Linked DNA regions of Homo sapiens: regions 1, 2, 3 and 4 are each linked to region 5. A link is a loop called in an ENCODE intact Hi-C map of the cell type or tissue named here. Cell type or tissue: Calu3. All regions are shown on one strand.

Region 1 (5,000 bases), 310 kb after region 5:
GAGGGGCATAATAAGGTTTTTTATCATCTAATAATTTAACTAATTTGAGTTTGACTTGCTTTGCAAATATGGCCCAAAGCAGGGGTGCATCCAGGTATTGTGGTACCTAATACTTAAACACTTTAGAGAAGGGATCTTTAAAAAAAGAATAAACATTGGCCAGGCGCGGTGGCTCACGCCTGTAATCCCAGCACTTTGGGAGGCTGAGGCAGGTGGATCATGAGGTCAGGAGAGCGAGACCATCCTGGCTAACACGGTGAAACCCCGCCTCTACCAAAAATACAAAAAATTATCCAGGCATGGTAGCAGGGGCCTGTAGTCCCAGCTACTCGGGAGGGTGAGGCAGGAGAATGGTGTGAACCCGGGAGGCGGAGCTTGCAGTGAGCCGAGATCGGGCCACTGTACCCCAGGCTGGGCGACGGAGCGAGACTCCGTCTCAAAAAAAATAAAAATAAAAAAAATAAACATTTACCAATAAAAAATTAGTGAAGATTCTTAGAAGGGACCTGGGCAAGTTGGGGGACCTAAAGCTTCATTAGTTTCATGGTAAGTCTGCCTGTGGGCTAGGGTAGTGATGAACAACCTTTAGGGTGCAGGGTGCATTAAATGTATGTGAGTGGTATGTTAAAAAATGTAGATTCTTGGGGCCCATGCTTCAAGATTCAGATTCAGTAGATCTGAGTTTGAGCCCTGGAACCTTGGAGCTTTTGTGGTCTGAGGTATCTACCTATATTTCACACTTTGAGAAACATGGTACAGCACAGAGAAGGCACCTGAGGGAAGGAGCAGGACCTTATTCTCCAGTGGATGGTTAAAGGTTTCAGTTATGCAAGATAAATAAATTCTGGAGATCTACTATACGGCATAGTGCCTGTAGCTGACAGTACTATATTGTATATTTAAAATTTGCTAAGAGGATAGATCTTAGTGATCTTACCAGAAGAAAACCTCCCCAAACAAATGAAAAACTCCACAGCACAATAATAATAAAGGAGCAGGGAGGAAACTTGGAGATAATGAATATTTTTATGGTCTTGATGGTGGTGATAGTTCCATGGGTATATATTTGTCCCCAAATTCATTGAGATGTAGACATTAAATATGTACAGCTTTTTATATGTCAATTCTACCTTGACAAAATGGTTAGAAAAATAGGAAGAAGAAGCCAGAGATAACTTTTAAAGAAGGCAATGGTCCTCATGGCTATGCGACTCTAGAGCCACATCCACAATCGCCATTCCTACTGCTTCTTCATGTCTTGTTCTTCTCTGCATGAAATATACACATTCTTTCACATGCCCACAAAATGAATATGTCACAAAATGCCTAAATTTAGTGAATTGACTTATTGCATCTATTTATTTTGCATATCCAGGACAATGCAAGAGAAAATGCAGGCTTTTTTCATAAAGAAGCATTTTCATTATTGAAAAGAGGACCTATATGTTATATGGTAGCCACATTTCTTGGAAAATTGCAAGAAGGACAGATGAGATCTTTGACATTAACCCTCTGCAAGGGTAGTCCTTTGCCCATATATAAAGGGGAGATGAATGTTTGGGCAGGAAGAGGGACAGAGGGGCAATGTGGCTGACTTGTGGTCCAAGATATACTCTTCCACTCTTGGGGGACTAAGATCAACAGAGAAATATTTCTGTTTAGCTGGTTTCATAGTAAGAACCACATATGATGAGAGACTGTAGTTACTATACTTTATTATCATATAATACTCTTATACACAAATATGAGCTGCATGCCAGAAAGTCTTTGTATTAGTCAAGATTCTCCAGAGAAACAGAGACAATAAGATTCTTTTCCTTAGGATATGTATGCATATAGAAAAATTTTTTTCTATATGCATACACATCCTATTAGGAAAAGAATTAACTCACATGATTATGGAGGATGGCAAGCCTAAAATTTAGAGTGTGGGCCAGCTGGATTGAGACCTAGGAGAGCTGATATTCCAGTTCCAGTAGGAAGGCTGGCAGCCTAGAGACCCAGGAAAGCTGATGGTGCACATAAAATCTGAAAGCAGTGTGCTGGATAATTCATTCTTGTTTGGGCAGGCCAGTCTTTTTGTTCTATTGAGGCCTTCAACGGATTGGAAGAGGCCCACCCACATTACAAGGATCAGTCTGCTTTATGCACAGTTCACTGATTTAAATGTTAACTTGATTCAGAAACACCTTCCAAGATGACACATACAATTAAACATCATAGTCATATAAGTCATGGTTTTCTCTATTTCATTGTGGAGGACACAATGTGTGGGGCAATGGGCCTCCTCTCAAGGCATCCACTGGAGCCAAGCACCTGCCATATGGAAACTTTCTATCATTGGCAGAGACCATCTGTTTTATTTTTGGGCATTCGGAAACCACCTAGCAAAAGAAGGTCCTAAACTCTTGAATGGTTTCTATTTCTGAGATTATATAATAAGCACTTGCATGCTTCCCATCACTCACAGTGCTGAGGGTGTCCATGAGACTATTTCCTAATTCCTACTTTTCCCCCAACCCAAGTATGATTTATCCTCCTTATCAATACAATGTCGCTTTATTTTCAGATTCGTCATTGTGCAGTTTATCACACTCCATGCTGTAATACAGGTAGTTCTGAATATGTTGTAGCCACCTGTCCTTCCTTCCCCCTCTCCCCACCACTAATTTATGAGCTACTTGAGAGCAGGTATTGTGGGTCACTTATCTTCATGTCCCTCATTACATCTAGCAATGAGCCTTGCTCACAGTAGGTGCTTAAACGGTATTGGTTGAAATTAGTTGGATTGCATTTGTGGGGCTCTAAAATAGTTCTGACCAGCGCTTACTTGAAGTAAATTGGAAAATAGTTTTCTCATAAACTATAGCCTGACAACCAGAGCCCTAGCATTTCAAATCTTGATCCTTGTGTTCCTGTAGCTCCTCCTAGTGGGAAGGTTGCAAAATTTCTTGGCTGCAGGATTACTGCAGCCGAGTTATTACTGCTAGAAACAACAGGAACCACCACCAAACGAAACATAAACCCTTTGTAGGAAATATATATAGTTTAAATTTTTACCTTTTTTAAGGTTTATAGCTGGGCCCAAAGTTTCTAAAAGGTCTATTCAGCCTCTGTGAGAAGCAACTGGGGTTATTTTCGGAGATGTAACCCATGGGTATTGATATACACCACGGCATTCCTTGGTAGCCAAGCATAGGGCTAAGATGAGAACTATTTGGCTACTTCTTAATATTTAAGTGGATGAGCAGCAAACATCTTTCTCCGTCTTCCTGAGCTCCATTCTGCAATTGCAGTGCAGCAGGACGACAGTGCATTTACTGTGGCATGCTGTTGGCCCCATGCACTTCCCCCTTTCCCCCATAGATCTCGGCAGTGCCTTCTGCTTTGGTCCTGACAGGTAGGTCAGTTGGTTTCAGTCTGCCTGGCTGATTTATGCTGCTTTAGGATCCCTTAAGCCTATGCTTCTGGTAGCCTGTACTTCAGATAAAAGTGTTTTTGATTTTTGCATTTCTCTATAGAAACCATAGCCTCTTTTCTTTAATCCCAATGTTTTCAGGGGATGTCTGGGCATTATGTATGCATGTTTAATGATTCATACTCCTAGGATTTTGAGTTTGTTTTTAACTGAACTGTATCTGTTCTCTTATAGAATTTTAGAAGTATTAAAAATAATGTAATAAGCCTTTGCAATGTCTGTTTTTAGGAGGTTGATTGCAGTAATTTTTTTAAACCAACTGATGCACAGTATACAGTACATTCCCCAAATCTGTTGTATATAGGGTAAAAAAATCTTCAAATGGAAAAATCTTCCTTCTTTGCTGTGAGCAAAATAATTAACTATTTGACCACTGATCCATACCAGTGAATGTGATGCCCCTTAGCTTTTCTGAGGTTATGCATAACTCTTGTCTATCCAGCTTCATAAACTGTGGAGTAGGCTTTCTGGAGACAAAGATCTGAGAGTGAACATTATAACATGAATCAGCCCTAGCTACAAATTTGATGTAGTGTTTGCTGGAATTGACAGCAAAAGACAACATTAATCCACATACTAGTGCAGCAGTGGTTTCATTTCATCCCTCTGCAACTACGTGACTTGGAATATATTTGTGTTTTCATTTTATTTCAGTGCCTTTGAGCATACAGTATGGTACCTTTTTTGAGCCATGACATAGGTTTGAAGCAATACAGTTTATACCTGTGCAGTACTCCTCATTAGAGAAGTGTTTCTCGGTTAAGATTGTTGTCTCTCTACCTGGAAACATAAAACATAAAGTCATACTGTAAGGATAAAGACTATCAATGTATGGTTGGCTCAGTTAACTGGAACCTCATGTTCACTCTTCTAGGTATATTCTGCTTTGTCAGAATCTCTTATGTGATCTTGGACAAGGTATATGATTTCATTTTCTACTCTTAGATTAATTATGTGGGATTTGATTGTATGTTGCTATATTTACCCTGGAGTTAAATATGTGTTCTCCTCTTCATTTAATCTAGTGATTTCACATTTGATTACCAAGAGATAATTAGAGATGGAAGTTCTGTGGTTGCTGGGAAACCAATCAACGATTTAAAAAATTTTGTTACAGATTATTATACCCACATATTTATTGGCAGAAGATAATAATTTAATAATTTAATTGGCAGAAGAAAAACTAGAAGTGGCATTTTTTTCAGGGAAAAAATCCTCAAATTGGCTAAATCTCTTCTATCACAAAGCTTTTTTAAGAATAATGGGGGAGTGAGGGAAACTTATAAACCACTGATTTCTTTACTCTTCTCTAGACACATATTTTTAACCCCAAGGCTCATCTGCAATTGATACCTGATATTTTTCTTATATACACACTTTTCAGTGTGTTGACAACAGTTTTAACAAAAAGTACATGTAAGTATATGTGCTATTATTAGTTTGTGTTAATGACTAAGCTACAATCACGCCCTGAACATTTTGTCAAGTTGTGTTTGAGGGGTCACTGGGTTCTCTCGTATGT
Region 2 (5,000 bases), 280 kb after region 5:
TCTGGGCTGGAGTGCAGTGGCACAATCTCAGCTCACTGCAAGCTCCACCTCCTGGGTTCAAGGGATTCTTGTGCCTCAGCCTCCCCAGTATCTGGGATTACAGGTGTGCGCCACCGTGTCTGGCTAATTTTTTTTTTTTTTTTGTAACCACCCAATGGGTTTACCTTGCCCGCTGCCTAGACAGAGCCGATTTATCAAGACGGGAATGGCAATGGAGAAAGAGTAATTCACACAGAGCCGGCTGTGCGGGAGAAAGGAGTTTTATTATTACTCAAATCTGTCTCCCCAAACATTTGGAGATCAGAGTTTTTAAATATAATTTGGTGGGTAGGGGATAGAGAAGTGGGAAGTGCTGATTGGTCAGGTTGGAGATGGAATCACAGGGGGTCGAAGTGAGGTTTTCTTGCTGTCTTCTGTTCCTGGGTGGGATGGCAGAGCTGGTTCAGCCAGATTACCTGTCTGGGTGGTGTTGGCTGATCTGTCCAGTGCAGGGTCTGCAAAATATCTCAAGCACTGATCTTAGGTTTTACAACAGTGATGTTATCCCTAGGAGCAATTTGGGGAGGTTCAGACTCTTGCAGTCAGAGGCTGCATGACTCCTTAACCTTAATTTCTAATCTTATAGCTAATTTGTTAGTCCTGCAAAGGCAGACTGGTCCCCAGGTGAGAAGGGGGTCTTTTTGGGAAAGGGCTACTATCAATTTTGTTTCAGAGTCAAACCGTAAACTGAATTCTTTCCCAAAGTTAATTCAGCCTTTGCACAGGGATGAACAAGGACAGCTGAAAGGTTAGAAGCAAGATGGAGTTGATTAGGTATGATCTCTTTCAGTGTCATAATTTCCTCAGTTATAATTTTTGCAAAGGTGGTTTCATTCTTAGTAGAGAAGGGGTTTCGCTGTGTTGGCCAGGCTGGTCTCAAACTCCTGGACTCAAGTGATCCACCCCACTTGGCCTCCCAAAGTGCTGGGATTACAGGCATGAACTACCACACCGGGCCTGGGAATTTTATTTTAAAACCTAAAAGACAGACCTTTTCAAATGCTGCTGTTCTTTACTGGACTGTTAACAGTTCCTTATTTGATGGTTTTGCTGGTGTATTAAGGACCTGGTGCAATCAAGAATATTCTGTGTGTTTGCTGGCTGATAGCATAATTATACTAAGTCATCAAGAGACTGTTCTGATTCTAAGGGTAAAAATCCCTTTCTTTAGCTACCACAGGATTGACATGCTTCATTGTCCATTATTCATCATTCTTTTGCTTCCTCTTATTTACAGTCTGGATCAGGAAATGTCCGCCTGGAGATGCTACTGCACATACTTAGGCATCTTGGTGGTTTTGTCTTGATTTTTATTTTTTATTTGCCAAAGAGTTACCTAACTAGAGTTTGATGGTTATTCGAGGTTGTCTTCAGAGGCTAAGTCACTTGTCCAATTCCTGGTGTTTAATTTTTGGGTTTCTTTTGTTGTTGGTGTTGTTTTTTGCCTATGGCTAAGGAGGTCTTTCCACAGTAAATAGATATACAATTCACCAAACACAAAAACAGTCAAACCTGCTGGTTTTCCTCAAGAGGGTCGATGTTTAATTTATTCCTTAAGAAACTTTGCCTTATATTTCTCTCCCTCCTCCTCAGCCTTTTCTTCCTCTTCCTTATGTTTATGGAAAAGCTCAAGCAGTCTTATGTGTTAATAGGCAAGGCTGAGGGCAGAGTTCTGCCTCTGAGAAATGTTTACTCTGGAAATACACAGGAGACATTTGTTTGGTCTGACTCATCCAGACTGGGCCATAAGCCATTTTGGGCAAAAATGAGATGTCTTAAATATTGATGCTTGTCCAGACTAAATTTTATGTTTAAAAAACAAATAAACATGGCCATTGCAACCTCTTAATTAACCACTATTTACCAGTCCACTAATATTTTGATAGTTATCTATCCTTCTAGAGATACACATAAAATTCGTAAACGTAATCGGTTTTCATTATTTTCTCCACAAATGGTTACTCTTGAGAAGTAGCTATTTTCAAGACTTCCATGGTCTCCTCAAATAATAATGCTAGGGAAAATCAATTTATGCATTTACCCATCCCAAAGCTGTTCATGTCTGCGTTGGGGGAGTTGAAGGTATGGAGGGAGGAGAATGCAAATAATACCCTGACCCTGCTTTGTCAGCTTGATCTAATCTTTGCTCTTAAACCTCCCTGCAAATCTGCCAGAAATCGTGAGGGAAAGACTCTGATCTCCTGTTCCTCCCTCTGGCCAGTAGCCCAGGGCTGCTATCATACCCCGCCTCTCTGATTAACCATTGTTCCACTTGAAACACAGAAAGGGAAAAACTAGTTGGACTACTTTGATGCTATTTTTTTAAACTTACACTAAACCTAGTGGAACTCTTCTTTTAATCCATTTATTTATTTGTGTAGTCAGTTATTCTTCACTCATTGTTATATAGAATATACTCCCTACATGTTCAGCAACAGGTTAAATGTAAAGGAGCAGTAATGGGGGACCACAGGGTAGAGGGGTATTGTTGACAAGAGAAAGGACAAGGAATAGAAACAGAAGTCTTCACTATCTTAAAATCTAGCTTGGGGAAAAATTACATACCCAAGTCAAATAAATTAAAGCAATTAAGAAGCAAGGGGAAAAATGTAATATAATAGAACCAGCATACATGAGTGGTGAAAGGGATGTGAGAGCCCACAAACGTTTAGTTCAGTTCAATATTTGAGTAAACATTATGTGCTAGATCCTGTATTTTAAAAAAACATGACAGAAAATAAGATAACAGTGGTAACAATCTGGAGGCAGAGACAGTTAACTTTCTTGCGAGGCACATTGTAGTGAATGTTTTAAGATCTACACAGTACCATGGGGGGGAATTATAGAGGGAGAAATTAATTATGTCTGAGGGGGTTGTAACTGCCCAAGGGGTTCTTCCTGCCTGCTGCCTAAAGACTATGGCACTATAGTAGAGAAAGAGTTTAATAGACATGAGGCCGGCCACCTCAGATGAGAGATGGAGTTCCTACTCAAATCATCTGGTTGGAACCTCCTAGTTTGGGAGTTTTGCAAAGGCAGTTTGGGGGAAGGGGTGGGGATGGACGGGTAACAGGTGCTTGCTGCTGATTGGGTAGGGCTGAGATGAAATCTTAGGGGGTTGAAGCTGTCCTCTAGTGGACTGAATCCCTTCTGGATGGGGCCACAGGAGTGCGGTTGGTGGGTCCATGTGGAGCGATGGATGTCAGACATGCAAAAAAACTGAAGAGATATCCCAAAAGGTCAATCTACAATAGTAGTATTATTTGTAGGAAGAATTGGGGAAGTTGCAGATCTTATAACTTCCAAAATAATGGCTGACAGTCCTTTGTGTCTGCACCTTAGCAGGACTCAGGGGCCCCTCCTCCCCTCAGCCTGATGGCCTCCTGTTAGCTTTACAAAGGTGATTGAGTTTTGGGCAAGGCCTATTATCATTTAAATAATAGCCTAAAGGTCTTCCAAAGTGAGCTTGGCCCAATAGCCCAGGAATAACTAAGGGAAAGGCAAGATAGGGAAGGCAGGGTAGCTCAGCTTATTGTTAGAATTTTTCTCACTGATAATAATTTTTGCAAAGGCAGTTTCAGGGTTAGGAAAGTTCTGGATAAGAAGTGCGGTTTGACCTTGGCTGTGAAGGATGTATGTCATATTTTATAGGTAGAAATGGTTAGTCAGGGGAGGTGGCAGTGTGGGGAAGTGCAGAGTGTGAAGTATGGGGAGTATTCAGATCCTTTGCTGTGTTTCAGTCATAACACATGAGGTGAGGTGCAGGTGGAGGTCAGATGGAAAGACAGGCTAGATGTGAAGGCCCCTGAAAGCAACACTGAGCAGCTGGAACTTTATTTTCTAGAAAATGGCAATAGTGGTGATTTTTGAAGAAAGAAGTAAGGTGAACAAATCTATCGTTTAAGAAGTTAACATTGTGGGCCGGGCGTGGTGGCTCACACCTGTAATCCTAGCACTTTTGGAAGCAGAGGCGGGTGGATCACCTCAGGTCAGGAGTTCGAGACCAGCCTGGACAACATATGGAAATCCCATCTCTACTAAAAATACAAAAATTAGCCAGGTGTGGTGGCGCATGCCTGTAATCCCAGCTACTTGGGAGGCTGAGGCAGGAGAATCGCTTGAACCCAAGAGGTGGAGATTGCAGAGATCGCGCCATTGCACTCCAGCCTGGGTGACAAGAGTGAAACTCCATCTCCAAAAAAAAAAAAAAAAAAAAAAAAGAAGTTAGCATTGTGGTTAAGAGCTAAGTGCTCTGAAGTCTGACAAAATTGGATTTGATAAGTTAATATCTATTGAGCTCCTACATTCCAGGCACTGTTCTAGTCACCTGGGCCATAGTAGTGATGAGTGTTGGCAAGTCCTCTGCTCTCATGGTGCTTACTCTTTAGCAGGGTACAGGAGAGACAGAGGACAGTAACGACAACAACAAAATACATTTTACAGATAGCTTTAGATGGTGGTAAGTGCTATGCAGAAGATGGAATTAGTGAGGTGAATATCTGAGGCAAAGACTTCCAATAAAAGGGAATAGCTGATTTAAAGGCCTTATGTGGGAATGAACTTGATGCGTTTTAGAAACAGACAGAAGGCTGATGTGGCTGGATTGAAGTGACTAAAGGGCTGACATGCAAGAGATTAGGATCTAGAGGAAGGTAGGGGTCTGATTATCATGTCTTTGTAGACCAGGGTAAGGATTTTGTTTTTTACTCTAATCATATCAGGAAGCCGTTAGAGGAAATTTTAAGTAGGGTTTGACATGACATGATTTAGATTTTTAAAAAGTTAGTTCTGCCTGATAGGTGCTGAATTTGTAGGGGATGTAGACAGAAGTGGAGGACTATGTGTATGTTTTAAAGTTAGAACAGGCAAAACTTAATTGAGATCTATTGTTTTCTAGTTATTTCACCTTGAATAAATTACTTAACCTCAGCTCAGCCTCAGTGTTCTCATCTGTAAAAAGG
Region 3 (5,000 bases), 150 kb after region 5:
CTCTATGTCACAAAATGGGAACATGTGGCGTTAAAAAATTAAACTTTGATCTAGGCTTCTTCCTTTCCTCTCCAGTAAATTCTATGAGTATTTTTAAAGGAGGAAAAACTAGGAAAAGCTTTTCTTTTGATGTCTAGGCACTATTTGGTTAGAATCATAGCAAATATGTTTTGTTTTTGAAGAAGCAGTATGGAATATTGTGTCGATGCTGTAATAAAGTATAGAATGTTAATGTGAAAATGTTAAATAGAGTTGTCAGACACTAATATTTTGAATTTGTAGTAAGTTTTGGTTAAATACATTTCTAAGATTAAGTGGTAAATTATGAGAACCAGGATTAACTCTGATCTGTAACATGTTCAAAGGAATACATATACTTGCAAAATAAAATGATTTAATTCTGTATAATTTCTCCATATGTTTCAGTTATTTTTTTTTCTGAGCAGGAAGAAGTACTAGAGCAAACTATAATCTGTTAGTAAGGTAAATATGAGAAGTCATAAAGTTTTTACTTCAAGATATTATTTACTTTCAAAGTTGAAACAATGCTGTGTTTTGTATTTGATAAGACTTAGACCTTGCTTCTTCTCTTTACGTGTAGAGAATTAGTTATCACAAACACTTGCTTTGGAGACTGGAGGACACAGAGATGCCTGAGTTTTTCCTGTTCAGTCATTCTGTTTCACAGTGGTTTCAGAGAGGAAATAATAACTGCTGCAATGACCTGGCAGTTTCTACTCCATGCAAGTCTAAGTAATTTGGAGGGGACACTGCATTCAGTCATTGTTTTGTGATAAAGAAGTACCTATATATTCAAGAGAAAAGAAAGTGGAGGCATGAATTCAGAGAATTATTTAAGCCCAATCCTCCATGTGCTGAATGAAAATCGCAGGCCCAAACAAAATTACAGGTATAGTTTTTGCCACTTTTCATAGGAAAGCATAATATGAGGCAATGTATTGAAATAAACTGTAAAAAGGCCTCAAGCAATTGAGGTTGGTCATTAGCTTTTTTTATAGGGAAATTCTCTATTTGGGTTACAGTGTCAAGGTTATCTTTCATCTGGAAAATTTTGTAATTTTGCATTGAATTAGAGGCTGTTACTTATTTTTAAAACTAGTGTATGCAAATTATGATTAAATTCCTGGGTATTTAATCTTTTGAATATCATTTAAAAAATAGAAATGATGGCACACTGAGATAATAATTAACTCATTATGAATAATTTATTTTATAGCTTGAAACTCTGCATAAAGCAAGTTGCTGTTGCCTAAATTTTCAGGCAGATTCTAGTTAAGATATCAGTAAGTTTGAGCCATGTATGTAGTATTATGTAGTGAGAAATATTTATAATGTGGATGCTAAAAATTCCCAGCTTGAAACCCTAAAAGAACTATGCTGTCCAAATAGTGTTTTCTAATACAATAAACAGCTTTTGCCTTCCTGAAAAACAGGGCAACTAAATCTGCTTTGACTATAGGTGGCTTTTATATTTTAAAAATTTACAGCAATTATAATTAATCTTTTTTAAGCTGGAGAGTGAATATAATCATCTTCTGATTACAGATTTTAAATAATGGAGGCCATTAGACATCACAGAATTTTCCAGGTTCAAACAGCTTGTCATTCATAGATGATATTAAATTCTCATGTCAAGGATCCACTGTTTGCCTATTTATTTATTTTATCCTTTTGCATTTTGTTGCTTCAGAATTTACTATGTGCCAAACAATATTCTAAGCATTTACAATAATCCTGTAAGGCAAGCACTGTTATTATCTCCATTTTATGGAGGAGAAGTGTGGTATAGTAGAAATAGTACTGTATGGGTTTAGCATCAAACAGACTTGGTTGAATCCTGAATCCACCACTTACTAACGATGTGGCCATAGGCACTTATTGTGTACTTATGTTGTGAACTTCAATTTCCTTTAAACAAAATGAGGGAAGATACTACGTACCTCACAGGGTTATTGTGAACATTAGATAGGAATACAGGAAATCACTTTACCCAGTTTCTGACAAATAATAAGTTTTCAATATAGTTTAATTTCCTTCCTATTCCCTTCAACCTTGTGTTAGTCAGGACTCTTGGTTACAAGTGATGGGAACCCACATCAAATGGACTTTAACAAAAACGAAAACGTTGGTTCATTTAACAGGGAAATTTAGGGGTTCTACCAATGTCAGTAGAATGTCTGTCTCTTGGCACTGTGTTCCACTGTTTTGGCTTATTTTCATGCAGACTATCAATCTAATCCATTTAAAACCTTAATCGGCTTTTTACCAATTTGCATCTGGTCAGCGTTACGGGCTGGTAACCAAAGACACATATCTCCGTGAGTCATGGTGTTGTAGGAAAAACCGGTTCTTGTCACACGACCAGGAAAGATTAGGCTCGCAGGCACTTTGAAGGGTGAGGGGTAACAGAATTTATTGGGCAAAAAGGAAAAAGGAAAAACAACACAGCAAAGTGAGATGAAGTCCTGCTAACAGGCTCTCCACCTCATCGATTAAATTCCAGGTCACCACACAGGAACAGGAAAGGCCAGGCTCCTCCCCCCTGCAAATGGTGCGAACTTTCCTGGCTCCACCCTGTTCTTCCAGTGCGCAGGCCGGTTGGAGATTCTCCAAGGACTCTTTTATGCTTGGCTGTTTCAATGGCCCTTGAATCTGTGCCTCAGAGTTTCTGTCTTTAGGCAACAGACCTAGGGCTTTGACCATTGACTCAACGCTTAGTTAAATGGCATCTGTCTTGCTCATTCTTGGGATAATACAAGTAATAGTAGGTTAGGGTGTGGTGGAGATAAAGTTCATCTGTCTCTTGCCCGTGGCAGAATCCCAATGAACTGTTCTTTAAAATGCAGGTAGTTGTGCTCTTTGTCACACAGGAAATGCACAGGATAAAGTCATAGGTAAGGAGCTAGGGGATTAGTACCAGTCTTATCTCTTGTGATATATCCTGTTTTGTAAACTTTACTCACATTAAGTTTAGCTTGGAGCAGAGTATACAGCACTTCCAACCTGGTAAGATTCATGGTTATCTGTCAGTCATTTTGTATTGCTGGCCATAAGCAGAAGGTGTCTCCTTATGTACTTTCAGACACATAAGCTTGGGCCACAGCTTTTATCTTCCTGATAGGCACTTATTCAAGATCAAAAGCAGTAATCAATGAAATTCAATAACCTGAAGTATTTATATCAAGTACCCAAAGTCTGAATCCTAGGATACAATAGGAACAGTTTAATAAGCTACTGCAAAATAGAGCTTGCCTATTTTCCAGCTGGAGACAAGAGAATCTTTAATGTCCTGCATTCTAATCACAATCGACCAGTTCCACTTTTGTGATATGTTACTTTTCAGTACCACTCTTCTAGATATCAATATCAATTTTTTTGCGATAGGGTGTCACTCTGCTGCCCAGGCTGGAGTGCAGTGGCACAATCACGGTTCACTAAAGCCTTGACCTCCCTGGGCTCAGGTGATCCTCCTACCTCAGTGTCCCAAGTAGCTGGGACTACAGGCACACACCACTATGTCTGGCTAATTTTTGTATTTTTTGTAGAGATGGGGTTTGGCCATGTTGTCCAGGCTGGACTTGAACTCCTGAGCTCAAGCAATCCTCCCACCTCAGCCTCCCAAAGTGCTGGGATTACAGGTGTGAGCTGTCGCTCCCAGCCCAGTATCAATTTTATGAGCGGTCTTTGGGTTTCAAGGGACAAAAACCAATTCAAACTTGTTTATTGACTTACATGATGAAGATGTTCTGGAATGGCTAAATCTAAAGGTTCAAATCTTATCATGAGAGTGCTGTACCTCTCTAAGCAAATGGGCAATTAGCATACCGAATGATAAAGTTAGCTGTAGGGTGCCATGCTAGAACAGAATAGAAAGCCAAATAAAATTTCTCTTTTTCTTAAAAAGTTCCTAGTATAGCAGGAAACATATACATATAGAGACATCAGTCTATATAACCTGTAAAACCTTAAGGAAGAAGAGCATGAGAAGTGGTCTTTGAAAAGGAAGATAAATGGAGAAAGAAATGGAGCTTTCCTAGAAATATAGCCAGCCGAAGAGAAAGTAGAATTATATACAGTTCATATATAATTCAATTCTACAGACATGCCATCAGTGTATATTAGTTTGCAGAGAGATACAGATTTATACAAATGTTTGAAGCAAAGTACCATTTAGCGAATTTTTGAAACACTAAAATCTTAAGTCCTTAATTCATTGAGTCATTCAGTAGATTGACTGCCTATGTTATGCTGGGTGCTATGTTCTTTGAAGCCTCACTGAGTCTTTGAAATAAACCTTTTCACAGTAGTTGGTAGTTTTTATAATAAATAGGACTTTCAAAATACAACCTTTAACACACAAATATGAGATGCCTCCTGAGCTGAAATGCTAAGTTTTGTTTTGATGATGTTTTGCTGCAATCTTCCAAACTTCCATTTAAACATATTTCCTTTAATCATAAAGATGATGTCAAAATTCATTCAGAAATGTCTTCAAAATTCTCATTAGCACATGAAGAAAATTTTCATTGATTTGATTGAAGGAAAAGGCGAGCACTTCCATACATATTCTTGAAAGGGAAGATAGAAGCCTGCACTCCAACTGATGAAGGCCAACTATTGAGTTTTACTGATCTTTCTTTTTCCCTAAAAGGGTTACTTCTCTTTTCCTCAGTTTGCTTTCTTCTACCAAAGAGTAACAATGACTTATTCTGTGATTGAGAACTAAACAGCCAAGCTCTGACCTGAGCATAGAGGGAGTAGGGCTTGCCATGTAATGTCTAGCTGTTACTTACACTTGGCTTTTTGCTTGCATTTCTTTGTGGCAGACAAATAAGTGATACAATCTTTCTGAAAGCTTTCAGAATGTCCCAGAGGGCTGCCTTAGAAAAAGCCAAATCTCTGCTGAACTCAAGAAAGAAAGCAATTTCTGTCCATGTGAAAGACGGAGAGAGTAGAACAGTGTATTGACCACTGTGGGG
Region 4 (5,000 bases), 68 kb before region 5:
GTGGAAGACAATCCTCAAAAGTAGACAAATTGCATCTATCTATTGAATAATAACTTTGTTGACAGCAAAAATCTATATTTGCAACCACTGCAGCAACTCCTATGATGATTCATTCATAGTCAATACCTATAAATTTTGTGTATATATACATGACCTTTCTTCCTAATTATCTGGATCACTGTCCCTATCCCCACTTTTCTATCTAATGTTATTTCTCATTTGGATATTTTACTTGTTAATGACTTACTAGAAGGCAGAAGACATCTTTTTCATCTCTCTCTCATAGGCTCTGGCATTGTTGAATCACAGTAGAATCACAGAAACTAGGTTGGATAGCACTCATAATGTGGTCCACAGATGCTCATCTATGTTCTGTATCTATTTCCTTTTTTTTTTTTTTTTTTTTTTTTTTTTTGAGGTGGAGACTTGCTCTGTTGCCCAGGCTGGAGTGCAGTGGCCTGATCTTGGCTCACTGCAACCTCCGCTTCCCAAGTTCAAGCGATTCTCCTGCCTCAGCCTCCCAAGTAGCTGGGATTACAGGCACGCACCACCACACCCAGCTAATTTTTTTGTATTTTTAGAGACAGAGCTTTGCCAGGTTGGCTGGGGTGGTCTCAAACTCCTGGCCTCAAGTGATCCACCCGCCTCGGCCTCCCAAAGTGCTGGGATTACAAGCGTGAGCCACCACACCCAGCATATGTATCTATTTCAACTGACAGTGTACTCCCTACGTCCTCAGACAGCCCCACTCATCTTAGGGTAGTTTAATTTTTGCCAAATTTTTCCTTCAATGATTGGACATGAAATATGTACAACAAAATAATGTGTGTTAAGGTGGGTGGCATGACCTTTTTTCTTCTCTTTTAAAATTCTGAATCACTTATTTACTGAACACATACTACACACCAGAAACTATGCTAGGCTGTCTAATCTGGTAGACTGTTTTTATACTCAAATTACATATTATTTATAAAGCACTTAGAACAATGCCTGATACTTAGTAAATGCTATATATGTTTGTTGAATAAATAATTTATGGTCCAGTAGTAACAAATAATTCTAACTGAGGCATGTATCAGATTCTTTGGAAACACAGGGCAGATGGAAAGGTCAGAGAAGTCTTCACCAGGTTGTGGGTCTCAAAGGATGAAAAAAATCTGACTGGAAGGAAGGAGACCGGTCAGGAAACTCTAGCGGTCATGTGTCATTTTTTGCTGCTCAACATCACTTGAACATACCCTCTACAATTTAATACATCCTCACATTGTCAGTCCCACCTGACAAAGGTAGAATCCATAAAAACTACATTTGTCAGTCTCCCTTTTAACTAGAGTGCAGGCATGTGGCTTAGTCTCCACCAATAAAATGCATGCATAGGAGGTGTAGATTTAGAAGTGAACTATGTGAGGAAGCAGGCCACGAATAGGCCATTCATTTTGCTGATGTAGGTGGCAACAGAGGTGATGTTGTTACAGAACTGATGGCATTAACTGTGTCTTTTTCATTAAGACATTTTGATCAAATAGTTCTGGGATAAGAGCTCCTTAATTGGAACTGTATTTCAGTTGTGTGGTTCTGGAAGTTAGTCCTATAATGTTATCTAGAGCCTGTTTCTGCAACTCTGTTAATTCAAGACTACGTAATATCCTCTAAAATTATATTCTATTTAAACCTGCCAGAGTGGATTTTTCTTATGTTCAATAATTTGGGCTGAAGTAATTTAAGTGACTAGAGATAAGAGTCGAACTAAGAAGAAAACTCAGATTGGACAGAAGGAAATTAATTCAAGAGCCACATAAATGTTATTTGAAGACCACATTCCTTCTTTCAGGCTAAAGTACTCAACTTATCTTCATGTAACATGGGTTGGTGTCCACATCTCTCTCTCTCTCAAATACTCTGTGGTTTAACAAATGCAAGGTAGGAAAGAATGTCCACCTCCCTCACCTTGAAATACTTACACCTCTGTTAATTCACCCTCTTGATTTTATTATCTTACTGGCCAAGTACATCATTCTGCTGACTCATATTGTTTTTGTTTTCATCAAAATCCCTATGTTCTGCTCACATATGCTGGGCTATGTCTCTATTGCCTAAAAAAATTCTGGTTAAATTTCAGTCTCCTGTAAATGTGGTTATCATCAATCCGCAACCTCCAAGTAGAATCAACTCTGGAACAGTGACAAGATTAAGTGTCTGTATTTGTATACTTCACAGCCTGGCCTAAGAGTGTGGTGGCGTCACCTTTGGCAGTCTCTAGGTAGAGAGTTTCTCTGCTTCCAGTGACATTTCTACATTACCGTGTACCCATTCAGTTTTTAATGGCACACACTGCTGATATCACGCCATCACAGAATTATTTTGTAGGGAGGCAGGCAGGACAATAAGAGCAATGTAAGATTATACACCTCAGAGGAATGTTGTCAAGACTGGGTGTGATCATGCATGACAAGCCTGGTGTATATTAACTAGCTTTCAAAGAATGCTAGCTATTAGCGTTATCACCTCCCAACCTCAGCCTTTTAACCGCTTTTCATCTTACCCCTTATGTTTTAATAATGTTAGGTTGTTTGTAGTTTTGCTACATAAACTGTGTTGTTACACACTCATTATTTTGCTCATGATGCGCTGTTCTCCCTGCCTGAAATGTGGTCATCTTTACCATCCTCTCCATCTGTTAATGCCCATCCTTGCCCCCTCCAAATTCACATCTGGCTATTATACTTCAAGACTGTGCTCAACCACTAATTTTTCAGGAAGACTTCTCCTAAAGCACCTGATTTGAAAATAATTACCCTTATCCTAGTCTTCCATATTAATTCCTTATGTGTCACTTACATTGAAATTATGTGATAAATCTATCTCTTCTAAACTCGAAGCTGAAAATAGGAACTTACTTATCTTTGTACTCCTAGCAAAGAGCATAATTCCTGGAATGCAGTAAACATTTAATAAATATTTGTTGAACCAATGTGATATTTAAGACCTTTTCTTTAAATATATTAACTTGCTTTAGAATCAGCAACAGTTTTTTATACTTATAAATTTGCTGCATAGGTTGATTGGAAATGAGTATCATTCATGTGAAAAGACCATAATGACTCATTTTATTCTATAGAAATAAGATACATTCTACTAATTAGGCAGCTAACACTTCCAAATCATTAACTCCAGATCCATAATACAATAATAAAGCTAAATAGAGCAATATTCATAATTCAATATTAACTCTAAACAGCGTAATTGAATATGAAACTATTTCTAAACATACTGATTTCTTATGGTATTCAAAACAAAAGCAAGCTTTTAGCATGTTTAACATTTGATATATCTATAATACATGAGAAAAAATGTAGTATTTTGTGATTTTAAAAAACACTGAAGTCGGCCGGGCGCGGTGGCTCACGCCTGTAATACCAGCACTTTGGGAGGCCGAGGCGGGCGGATCACGAGGTCAGGAGATCGAGACCATCCCGGCTAAAACGGTGAAACCCTGTCTCTACTAAAAATACAAAAAATTAGCCGGGCGTAGTGGCGGGCGCCTGTAGTCCCAGCTACTTGGGAGGCTGAGGCAGGAGAATGGCGTGAACCCGGGAGGCGGAGCTTGCAGTGAGCCGAGATCCCGCCACTGCACTCCAGCCTGGGCGACAGAGCGAGACTTCGTCTCAAAAAAAAAAAAAAAAAAACAAAACACTGAAGTCTAGTTGACCATTTATAATGTTATTTTTATTATTTTTTCTTTATTATTATTATTATTTTTTTTGAGACAGAGTCTCGCTCTTCCACCCAGGCTGGAGTGCAGTGTCGAGATCTAGGCTCACTGCAAGCTCCGCCTCCCGGGTTCACGCCATTCTCCTGCCTCAGCCTCCCGAGTAGCTGAGACTACAGGCGCCCACCACCACGCTCGGCTAATTTTTTGTATTTTTAGTAGAGACTGGGTTTCACCGTGTTAGCCAGGATGGTCTCGATCTCCTGACCTCGTGATCCGCCTGCCTCGGCCTCCCAAAGTGCTGGAATTACAGACTTGAGCCACCGCGCCCAGCCTATAATGTTTTTAAAGCCACATTTGTAAATACTAAACCATTTTTTTATGCTTCTCATATGCCATGATACAATTTCCTATTATAGACAAATTCCTTCACTTCAGCAAACATTATATTCTTAAAGCTATTACTGAGAAGCCATAAGAATAGGATCAAATGAGAAGGTCAAAAGTTGAACCAGCTGCCTATTCATTCATTTGTATTCTCATTCATTCATTCTTCAATTCTCAGTCATTCGTCATTTTTCTCCGCAATAATTAGAATGTTATACTCAAATCCAGTACCTTAGTGATACTTTGTAAACTTAATGATATGTGTTTAGAAGCTTCTCATGAATTTTCTTTAATAACAACTGACAAAAGGTACCATGGCATTAGAGAAACACTTGGTAAAAGCAGCTGAAACAATCCATGCAAAACAACATGGCAGGAAGCTGAAGTACATTTCTTTGTCAGCAAATACTGACGTATCAGAAGACACGTATAGATCATTACTGAAAATTTGCTAAAGCAAGTATTTAAGCAATTAGTGTAGGAGGTTTACTATACAGTTGGATAAAAATATAACCTTTTTAAAAACACCTCACCTTATAGTATTTGCTAGATTGTTTCCATAATGACATATATAAACTACTTTTCTTTGTGTCACCGTTAGAACAATTTAACAGAGAAAACACATAACCAAAATAAATGATTTATTTAATAAAAAGAGGTTTTGTGGAAAAACTATGAGGGAAGGATTCCTGAGTCAGGTAAACCTACACGTAAAATTCAAGGCCATTGCAAGAAGTTGAAACTGAAGTATACAGAATACTACAGAGTCAAGAAGATTGTTCTTCTTTAAATAAAAGCAAGATATTTCAAATACAATAAAATATTTACAATATTTTGAAATGAAATAGGAAGTTAACATGAAAACCAGAGATATTTCTGGTTATTTCAAGATAAAGTATTTTAA
Region 5 (5,000 bases):
GACCAACATGGTGAAATCCCGTCTCTACTAAAAATACAAAAATTAGCTGGGTGTGGTGGCACGTGCCTGTAATCCCAGCTACTCAGGAGGCTGAGGCAGGAGAATCACTTGAACCCGGGAGGCAGAGGTTGCAGTGAGCCAAGATCGCGCCACTGGACTCCAGCCATGGCAACAGAGCGAGACTTCGTCCCAAAAAAAAAAAAAGAAAAGAAAATATGTGTTCCATTTCCATTTTTCCAGAATTCTGAGGAACTAAATGAAAACAACCAAACTACACAAGCCTTATACCTTATGAATCCATTATACTGGAGCGACTGAATTAATTTTCCTCTGTAGCGGAAATTTTAATCTATGTAGACATTGAGTAGTTAACTTCTTTTTTACCACTAGAAGAATTCGTTTCAATATCAATCACCTGTGTGGTCAATGCCATTTCCCCTTCTTCCCTACTCAGTAACTTAGAGTGGAATCAACTATTCTTTCCTTTACTTTCTATCTTTTGTAATGCCATAGTTCTTACTCTTCTATAGGTAATGGATGCCTTTGAAAAACTGATGAAAGCCATGGGGCCCAGAAAAATAAATGTACCCATATACACTCAAATATTTTCATACAATTTCAGGAGTTTAAGAACCCCTATGCCCCAAGATCACCTACACAAATAATTTCTATCACCATATGGCTCTCTTTTATAATCCCATACCACAACTCCTTTACACTCATATACACACACAAATTAAGGACTAGTTCAGAGATTATTAACATAATACTCAAAATAAAAAAATTTCATCTAAGTAAAGTTGTATCTTACTAGCAAACTTCTAAGAATCCCAGATGAATTCTTTCCTGAAAAGCTTACTAAATCTTACTGTTTGGTCAACTTGCTTGCCTTAAAATGTGCCACAATGTCTTCCTAAATTTGTTTTTGTTAACTCTGACACATCTGCTTGTAAAATCACGTAAGGCTCAAAAGTTATGTTTGAGCAAAAAAAGAAAATTCATGTTAATATTAACAAACTCTTGGATTCAAATCTTGTTCTACCGTATCAAGCTATGTTCAACACGGAACAGTGAAGTTAGCTAGGAACCGGAACAGTGAAGTTAGCTAGGAACTGAAAATGATACGATCTCATAACTATCTAGTTACCTTGTCAAAGCAAGTAAAACATAAAAGATGAATCAGGACAAATGGCTAAAGGGAAGAGAAGAATATAATCAAGGTGTTACTACTAACAGAGATAAGTGTTTTTTTTTTTCTCGAAAGCATACTTCTTAAAAGTGGCAGATTCTTGCTAGACGTACCAAACCATTTGTGGAAACTATCAGTTAACTTTTTACTTAAATTTTTAATCACTGATTAAACCACAGTTTTGTACTGGATCCAAACCAAATGGCCAGATGCCATAAGAAACGGCTTTATTTATATGTCACCCTCTCCTTGTCTATTATAATCAAGTTGGTAGTTAAAGCTGAAATCTATACATTCAACATGTGGCTTGTGCTTCGGATCTGGACTAAGAATACAGCTCTAAGGAGTATCTGCTGAATTTGTACAGGAAAACCCTTTCCCCTCACACCACCCAAATTAGAAAGTTTACAAAAAGCGGAACCCTTCTGATGAGCTGAGGAAACTCCAGTATTTCCCAATGCAATACCAGGCCTCATCGATTTCATTCCTCTGCACATTCAGTGGCAGGAAATGGACTGCTACCATCGGTTCACACTATCAGCACGGTGAGATTTGCACAGTTTGTGCCTACTGCTTTTGAGCGTTCTTAATCAACTAAGTGGAAGTACTGTATGACTATGCCTATTACACACACTCGACAGTTGGTGGTACCTCACCCAGCCTCAAACTCCCACGCGCCCCCACCCTTCCAAAGAAACATTTCTTGGGAGAGCACATGGAGAGAGGCAAGGAGGAGGAAAAAGGCACGTAGGCGCCTCTTCCTGAGATTTCTGGTAAAGTAGAAAGACTGGGAGCATAAATAGTGTTCTTCTTGATTTGCGAAGCTGTAGGTGGGCTCCCAAGGACTTGGAATAAAAAGGAGGGAGGTTCCCCTGCCCCGGACCCTACGCGTTAGGAGGCAAAACAGCAACTAACAAGAAGTGGGAGGAGAATGGAATCGCGCAAAGGTTTGCGCCCACAAGTTAGACAAACAACAGCCCTACCCAGTACTCGGGGTGTCCCCAAGTTGGGGCTGGGCCTTTCTCCTTCCCGCACCGCCTCCCGGGCTGACAAGAGTGAGAAAGGGGTTAAGTAGAGAAGGGGGTGCTCTTCCGCCCCCACGCCGTCTCCGCGCCTCGGCGTGGCCACTCCTTTAGCGGCTCCCCGAGTTGCACAGCGAGGTCGCGGTCATCCTTGGGAGGGGGCCCCGGGTGCCCCCGTGTTCAATGGCAGGAGGATCCCGGGGCTCTCCCTGTCCCTAAGGCCGGCGGGGGCTGCGGGAGCACTCACCAATTTGGGTTTGTTTTTCGTTTCCTCTTCATTGGCGGCCCGGTTCCCCGCGCTCCGCTTGTTGCTCCGGCCCCCACCGGGTTCCTCGCTGCCGCCTCCCGCTCCCGACGCCGCCGCCCCGGGCTGCTCCATCTTTCTCCGGCCCTGTCACCTGTGCCCTGTAACCCCACCTCTCCTCAACTGAGAAAGCACCTCGGGGCGCTCACACTGCCCCGCGCTGACTCGGCGGCACCTCTTCCTGAGGGAGAGAGTGTCTGCCCGGGAAGCTGCCGATTTCAGGCCCCCGGGACTCCAGGCTCCCAGGCACCCCCGACGCAACCACGCCGTTGCCACTACTCGGCGCTGGGGCAAGCCCTGCCCCTGAGCAGTTGCAATTACCACGGTCGCCGCCGCCCTCAGGGCGGTGTTTAGGGTGGAGGGAAAAGTAGGTGCCTATCTCTTTAAGAGGGCCTCAACACACGTGATTCTTCAAAGTGCCCGCATCGGCCGCCCGGGCGCGCAAAGCTGCTTCCTACTCCCGCAGCCGAGCCGGCCCCAGCTACTGAGCATGCCCGGCGCGGTGACTGGAGCCTAACAGAGCACTTTCAGCTGCGGTTAGGCACTGATTTCACTTCCTAGTGGCCCAGCGAGAACAGGGAGGGAACTAGTCAAGAGAAAGGAAGGGTAGCCCATTTTAGAGATGGGGAAACTGAGGCCCGGGAAGATCCGCCTGTAAGTTTCACTGGCGGGTCAACCTGAGTATCAGCTTTCACTTCTGTGGGCCACAGCACCTTCCCTCCCTGAGGCCTCTCCGGGGGTGTGGTCCTGCTACAGTCTGTGGAAAGACTTGATTGGCAAGGGAACTGGCATCCTATAGGAAAACCACCGGGAGTGCTGATTAATTGCCTCGACAGACTGTGTGTGGGTCAGAGTGGAAAGAGTGAGTGCTTTCTGTTGTCGTGATTACGTTGTGACCGAAGAAATACAGTTGTTCCTTTATTCCCTTGCTGCAGGGTTGTTGAAGCAGCAGGCGCCCACCGCTTAATCCCTAGGGGATTGTTAGGTTCTATAACCAAAACACTTACATACAGCTAGCAATTGAATTGAGTGCTATTTTCAGGTTCCCGAACTAGTTTAGAGTTGTTGTGGGGAGTGAATAAGATCATGTGTGTCAAAGCTTTGTTGTAAATGAAAATCCCTAGACAAATGCTAGGTGTTTTTGTGCAGCAGCAGGGCACTGTTGGGACGATAGTCTTAAGTCCTTGCGTCATACCTAGCATTTTGTCCTCAGGACAAAATATAGTACCCACACTGTATTTCTTCCATCCTCTTTAAATGATGCCCTTTAAAAGTAAAGGTACACACTGAGAACATTAGACGGGGTGGGTAGGATTTGAATGAACCACCATCATAGAATAGGAGCACATATGCTAGGAAAGCTACCTATAAAGTAAATTTAAATATGAAATCTATAAACATGCCATACACCTATTACTGAAGATATCTCCAGACTATGACTCCTTTTGACCTTCTCCCCTTCGGCCTAAATTTAATATGCTGAATGGAATTTGTATCTGAACATATTTATTGAGAGTGCATTAGGATGCATTTGACCATGCTATAGGTGCAAGGAGACAGCTAACTTGGGCAGTAGAATGAAAAGAACACCAGATATCTGAAAACAGCTTTAATTCTAGCTTTGTCATTGTCATTAACTTTCTTTTTTTTTTAATTCTGAGACAGAGTTTCCCTCTTGTTGCCCAGGCTGGAGTGCAAAGGTGCAATCTCAGCTCACCGCAATCTCCACCTCCCGGGTTCAAGCGATTCTCCTGCCTCAGCCTCCCAAGTAGCTGGGATTACAGGGACCCACCACCACGCCCAGCTAATTCTGCATTTTTAGTAGAGATGGGGTTTCTCCGTGTTGGTCAGGCTGCTCTCAAACTCCTGAGCTTAGGTGATCCGCCTGCCTTGGCCTCCCAAAGAGCTGGGATTACAGGCGTGAGCCACCGTGCCCGGCTGACTTTCTTTTTAATCATGGAGGTGTGACTTCTCTACTCCTAAGGTGGCAAGCTACCAAAGGACAGCAGAGAAGAGGGAATACATGCTCCCAAACAGGGTGCTCAAGGAGCCCCATGGTAACTTTGCTTTGTTGAAGTTCCCGTTTTACTTACTTAAAGTTTAGTGTATATTTTGAATTCAACTCACTACATACACACACACACAAACACAATTTATATAAATGTCTCCTCTCCTGAAAAATTGAGTCAAAATGGGTGCTTCAGAAAGACATGACCTGTTTAGCCAATGCGTAATTCCTGTTTGTGCCATAGGTGTGGTCCATAGCTGAGGGCCCTCCAAGCGCAAACATGGTTCAGTAATCTGCCCAGTAGACATTTCTTCAGCTCCTTAGAGTACACTAGGTGATACAGAGTGTCATGAGTAAGAAGGATGAAGATGACACAGTTTCCGCCTTTTAGAACTTCAGAGCCTACTGGGAGAGACAGACCATTAAAGAACTGCACTGCACTATAACAGATATGAACAGGAAGCCTTTGAAGCACAT

What was found. Peaks named below come from ENCODE experiments on the same cell type or tissue, not always from the same donor. Only the 100,000 strongest peaks of a DNase experiment are listed, where the experiment ranks them.
Region 1: a loop joins it to region 5, with 4 times the contacts of the local background. A loop is called at or near these places in 14 of 110 quality-filtered maps.
Region 2: a loop joins it to region 5, with 2.4 times the contacts of the local background. A loop is called at or near these places in 3 of 110 quality-filtered maps.
Region 3: it touches region 5 in a loop (2.9-fold over the local background); 2 of 110 quality-filtered maps call a loop at or near these places.
Region 4: it touches region 5 in a loop (4-fold over the local background); 2 of 110 quality-filtered maps call a loop at or near these places.

Annotation. Positions count from the first base shown.
Region 1 is chrX:96,370,878-96,375,877 of GRCh38, reverse strand. All of the region lies in intron 1 of LOC105373294 (a long non-coding RNA gene), which reads left to right. Among named protein-coding and RNA genes, the nearest start is that of DIAPH2, 310 kb to the left of the region's middle. In Calu3, a CTCF peak has its summit at 2,943 (motif pointing left); a DNase peak (open chromatin) is centred at 2,917.
Region 2 is chrX:96,404,465-96,409,464 of GRCh38, reverse strand. No RefSeq gene overlaps it. Among named protein-coding and RNA genes, the nearest start is that of DIAPH2, 280 kb to the left of the region's middle. RefSeq lists an enhancer at 3,130-3,721. In Calu3, no CTCF peak of the experiment used is centred here; a DNase peak (open chromatin) is centred at 2,244.
Region 3 is chrX:96,536,023-96,541,022 of GRCh38, reverse strand. The region is part of intron 1 of LOC107985714 (a long non-coding RNA gene); the gene reads left to right. Among named protein-coding and RNA genes, the nearest start is that of DIAPH2, 150 kb to the left of the region's middle. In Calu3, no CTCF peak of the experiment used is centred here; a DNase peak (open chromatin) is centred at 2,482.
Region 4 is chrX:96,750,339-96,755,338 of GRCh38, reverse strand. All of the region lies in intron 3 of DIAPH2 (diaphanous related formin 2), which reads right to left. Among named protein-coding and RNA genes, the nearest start is that of DIAPH2, 68 kb to the right of the region's middle. In Calu3, no CTCF peak of the experiment used is centred here; a DNase peak (open chromatin) is centred at 2,348.
Region 5 is chrX:96,682,649-96,687,648 of GRCh38, reverse strand. It overlaps DIAPH2 (diaphanous related formin 2), which reads right to left and starts at 2,807. Exons shown (of 27, transcript NM_006729.5): 1 at 2,459-2,807. The coding sequence starts at 2,590. RefSeq lists enhancers at 1,590-2,303, 2,304-3,019. In Calu3, no CTCF peak of the experiment used is centred here; DNase peaks (open chromatin) are centred at 1,748, 2,178 and 2,888.